Regions from separate parts of the Homo sapiens genome. Here region 1 is linked to region 2. A link is an interaction called in ENCODE POLR2A ChIA-PET data of the cell type or tissue named here. Cell type or tissue: CD4-positive, alpha-beta T cell. All regions are shown on one strand.

Region 1 (2,500 bases), 230 kb after region 2:
TTGGGGGCACAGAACTGTGTTTGCTGGGAACTTTGTTGCCATTTCTTAAGACCACTCCTGAGGCAGAATTTTTTTTCATAGCCTCTTTCTTTAATTCAATTGATATCTGGGTGGTTAGCTGGGGGGAGGGGAGAGGAAGGAAGGGTGGGATGAGAGGAGAGCTTCTGTCTGAGTTCATGGAATGGTTTTTAGGTTCCTCAGGCAAAAGTAGGAAAACAAAGTTAGCTTTTCTCAATCTGATTCTATAGAGCAGTCTGTCTCTGTTGTTTCCCTTCTGTCCAAATTTTATTTCTTTCCCCTACCTTAAGGATGTTTAGTTACCCAAATGATCACCTTGAGACTTGATTCATTCAGTATGTTGAATAATAATCATAGCTAACACTTATTAGGATTACTGTGATGCGTCAAGCACTGTTCTGCATGTTTCATATTAACTCAATCCTTACCAGAACTGTAACAGTTAGGTACAGTTATTATTCACATCTTATGGATGAGGGATCTGAAGCACAGAGAGGTTAAATAAAATCCCTGAGGTCACACAGCTGGTACATGGTGGACCCCAGATTCCATTCTGGGTAGTCTGGCTCCAGAGCCCATGCTTTCCACCCACCCATAGAGCCTCTCACGATCTGTCGTATTGTATGCAATATATGACATATTGTTTTAAAATACGGGTGCCCTGTTACCCAGCTTTAAAAAACTCATCTTTGTTTAGTGCACATGGTCTCAAAGTATGGTTCAGGGAGTCTACAAGGTCATAATTATTTTCCAAGTAGTACTAAGATACTCTTTTTCCTTTTTACTTTCATTTTCTCATGAGTATACAGAGGAGTTTTCCAGAATGTCATGACCTGTGATATCACAGCAGACTCAATACCAAAGCAATCTATGAAAATCTAGCAAGCTGGGTGCAGTGGCTCACGCCTGTAATCCCAGCACTTTGGGAGGCTGAGGTGGGAGGATCGCTTGAGCCTGAGAGTTTGAGACCAGCCTGGGCAACATAGGGAGACCCTGTCTTCTTGAAAAAGAAAAAGAAAGAACAAAATAAAGAGAGAAAGAGAGAATCTAACTGGCTTCTCTTAAGCCAGAAGTTAAAGAGATTTGTAAAACATGTAAAATAATGCCACTCTTTTCACTATAAATTTTATTTATATTTTAGAAAGTATAGGATTTTTTTTAATTTAAAAAAATGTTACATAATGGGTTTATCGTTATCTTTTAGATGAATTAATAAATATTTGTCAAATTTCTCAGTAAAATTAATAGATAGAGCCCTTAAAAGCAAAAGCTCTCTGAGTGCTGAGGCCAAAGCATTTGAAAACTACCGATTTAAAGTATAAACCATTGCTATTCAAGTGTGGTCCATGGCACAGGAAGTTGTTAGAGGTGCAGAATCTCAAGCCCCACCCCTGACCTACTGAACCGGAGTCCATGCTGTTAACCAGAACTAGTTTGTCTGCACAATGGAAGTTGAGAAGCAGAGGTGTAGAACATCTGCACGAAGCGATTTGGCAACTCAGTGACCTCTAGCCAAATTTCAGTCTGGTGGGGCTTTGGCGAGTCCATTCTCCAATTATCTTGCATCCAAGGAGCTGAGTGAGGTCTTACCTATTTGAGATTCTTCAGTCCTACTGTCTCTTAAGTGGCCACACCCTCATCAAAGCCAGCAGCTTCAGAGCAGGGTTCTAGTGGTGGTTTTCAAACTCGGGTACATCAGAATCACCTGGGGGACTTCTGAAAGCACAGATGCTGGGCTCTGCCTCTCCCCACCAAAGATCCTGATTCAGCAGGTCTGAGATAGGTTCTGAGAATTTAAAGTTCTAGCAAGTTCTCAGGTGATGTTGATGCCACAGGTCTCCACACTGAGATCTTGATAAACAGCATTTATTCAAGTTCTTATATAATTATGTCATGCCCATAGGACTTATGGGAGAGAGGTCTTAAACTTGTTTCAACACCAATCTCTTAAAAGTAAAATATATGAAAAATTCAAAATTTCCGTCTTTGCCAAGGAGGCACCTGTATCTTTTAATAAGTGGAAAGCAGTAAGATATCAGGCAGGTCACAGGTCATTTAGAGCACGGCTGTTCTCTTAAAATGATGTGAGAACTAAGGTTCAGCATCCTTCTGCACTAATTGCAAAATCACCACAAAATTTAAACGAGGAGATATAAATAGCCTGTCAAGTTCATTTGTCATTATTTAAACTGATAACATGCCATTCATCCAGTTGGTCAGTGCTGCTCTGCACCAGAAACCAGGAACAGATGAGCGTACAAACCAGTGAATTGCCATCTCCAAGCATGAGATAACTTGGTTAGAGTCATCAGATTTCCTGTGCTCAAAAGCTGCCATAAATCCCTGGCCTCGTGTCTGTTCCCAGGCTTGCAAACCCAGTGCCGTCGACTGATACAGACCTTTCAGCAGGATTTGCTGAGCTAAACAGGTGTCTGATGAAAAGTGTGTAATCCTCAAAGATTATCATCCCCTAAAAGCAGCT
Region 2 (2,500 bases):
AATCGTCCTATTGGTTTGAGCCATAAAATTAGCTCATGCTGGTATCAAGCACCGATAGGAGATTTGTCAAAAGTCAGGGACATCTCCACTCAGAATACCTTTGTGATTACCAAAATGTGAACGCTGAAAATCTGAGACAGGTCTCAGTTAATTTAGAAAGGTTATTTTCCCAGTGTTGAAGATGTGCGCCCATGATACAGCCTCAGGAGGTTCTGATGACATGTGCCCAAGGTGGTTAGAACACAGTTTGGTTTCATACATTTTAGGGAGATATGAGACATCAATCAAATATATGTAAGATGAATATTGGTTTGGTCTGGAAAGGCGGGACAACTAGAAGCAAAGGTGGGAAGATGTGAAGTAGGGAGGGGAGGGGCTTCTAAGCCATAGGTAGATAAGAGACAAATGGCTGCATTCTTTTGAGTTTCTGATTAGCCTCTGCAAAGGAAGCAATCAGATATGCATTTCTCTCAGTGAGCAGAGGGGTGACTTTGAATAGAATGGGAGGCAGATAGGCCTTAAGCAGTTCCCAGCTTGACTTTTCCCTTTAGTTTAGTAATTTGGGGGCCCCAAGATTTATTTTCCTTTCACAGTCTTCATCCCCATTTCCTGGCATACAACTCCTACAATCCTTGAAATCCCCAAAGTGTTGTCCTTTTTTTTTTTTTTTTAAGATGGGGTCTTACTCTATTGCCCAGGCTGGAGTGCAGGGGTGTGATTATAGCTCACTGCAGCCTCCAATTCCTGGGCTCAAGGGATCGTCTTGCCTTAGCCTCCCTGATAGCTGGGACTGCAAGTGGGAGCCACCATGCTCAGCTATGAAGTGCTGTCTTTCTCTATGCTAATGTTGACTGATTAGTTTCAGGATGGAAGACCAAGGCATAATTAGAGGGCTGGGACTTTCAGCTCTACCCTCAACCTCCAGGAAGAGGAGAGGGGCTGAAAATCAAGTTAATCATCAATGGCCAATGGTTTAATCAGTCATGCCTATGTAATGAAGCCTCTATAAAAACCCAAGAGGACAGGTTTCTGAGAGCTTCTGGATAGCTGAACACATGGAGGTTCCTGGAGAGGGCATGGAGGCTCCAAGCTCCTTCCCTCACACCTCAATGTACACATCTCTTCATCTGTATTCTTTGTAATATAGTATATAATAAACCAGTAAATGTGTTTCCCTGAGTTCTGCCAGCCATTCTAGCAAATTAATTGAACCCAAAGATGGGGTCATGGGAGCCCCAACTCAAAGCCAGTCAGTCAGAAATTGCAGAGGCCTGGACTTGCCACTAGTGTCTGAAGGGGGGGCAGTTTTGAAGACTGAGCCCCCAACCTGTGACATTATGTACACTATCTCCAGGTACGTAATGTCAGAATCGAATTGGAGGACACTCCACTGGTGTTCCCTGCAGAACTGATTGCTCACTTCGTGGTGGGGAGACCCCCCCCATACACATTTGGTCACAAAAGTCTTCTTCCATGTTGATGTTTGTTGTTCTCGTGGTCGTGTGAGAGCAGAGGTAAAGCATAGCTCGAGTTTTTCCAAACAATCACCTTCCATAGTTACTTTCTGTGTGTATATGTGCGTGTGACAACAGCACCTAAAATCTCCTGTCTTTGCAAATATTTAGTATACAACATTATTAACTATAGTCCTCACGCTATACATTACATCTCTTACACTTATTCATCCTACCTAACTGCATATTTTTTAAAAATAATAGCACAGGCCGGGTGCAGTGGCTCACTCCTGTAATCCCAGGACTTTTGGAGACTGAGGCAGGCAGATAACCTGAGGTCAAGAGTTTGTGACCAGCCGGGCCAACACGGTGAAACCCCGTCTCTACTAAAAATACAAAAAAATTAGCCGTGCGTAGTGACGCGGGCCTGTAATCCCAACTACTCGGGAAGCTGAGGCGGGAGAATCGCTTGAACCCGGGAGGCAGAGGTTGTGGTGAGCCGAGATAGCGCCACTGCACTTCAGCCTGGGTGACAGAGTGAGACTCCATCTCAAAATAATAATAATAATAGCACTGTTGGACTTCAGCTAATGGTAAAATAGTGAAGCTGATGCTTTGCCGTGAAGTTGAGGAAACAATAAACAGTGATAGGTGTTCTAAGCCTGCTGGGGCACTTCCTTCTGTCCCAGGATGCGAAGAAGTTCATTCTGTTAGTGGAAAATCCTTGGACAAATTGAATTTAACGAGTTTGATTAACCAAAAAACGATTCACAAATTGGACAGCCCCTGAAAGAAGAATAGGTTCAGAGAGACTCTGGTGCTGCCACATGGTCGAAGATTTAGGAACAGAAAAAGCAAAGTGATGTATAGAAAATGGAAGGAAGAAAGGTGCAGAAATAGCTGGATTGGTTCCAGCTGAGTGTTTGCCTTATTTAAACACAGTTTGACCAGCTGGCCACCTTTGATTGGCTGGAACTGAATGCTTGATAGAAGAGTAAGTTACAGCCTGTTTACACATCCAGTTGAGTTACAGATCGCTATGTAAG

Evidence for each region. ChIA-PET counts read pairs that join two places held together with the same protein. Peaks named below come from ENCODE experiments on the same cell type or tissue, not always from the same donor. Only the 100,000 strongest peaks of a DNase experiment are listed, where the experiment ranks them.
Region 1: POLR2A ChIA-PET joins it to region 2 with 10 read pairs; 4 of 35 experiments call an interaction of 5 or more read pairs at or near these places.

The regions. Positions count from the first base shown.
Region 1 is chr10:75,013,291-75,015,790 of GRCh38, forward strand. All of the region lies in intron 13 of KAT6B (lysine acetyltransferase 6B), which reads left to right. Among named protein-coding and RNA genes, the nearest start is that of SNORD172, 7.2 kb to the right of the region's middle. In CD4-positive, alpha-beta T cell, no CTCF peak of the experiment used is centred here; a DNase peak (open chromatin) is centred at 1,401; H3K27ac peaks cover 1,469 bases.
Region 2 is chr10:74,783,908-74,786,407 of GRCh38, forward strand. No RefSeq gene overlaps it. Among named protein-coding and RNA genes, the nearest start is that of KAT6B, 41 kb to the right of the region's middle. In CD4-positive, alpha-beta T cell, no CTCF peak of the experiment used is centred here; no DNase peak of the experiment used is centred here.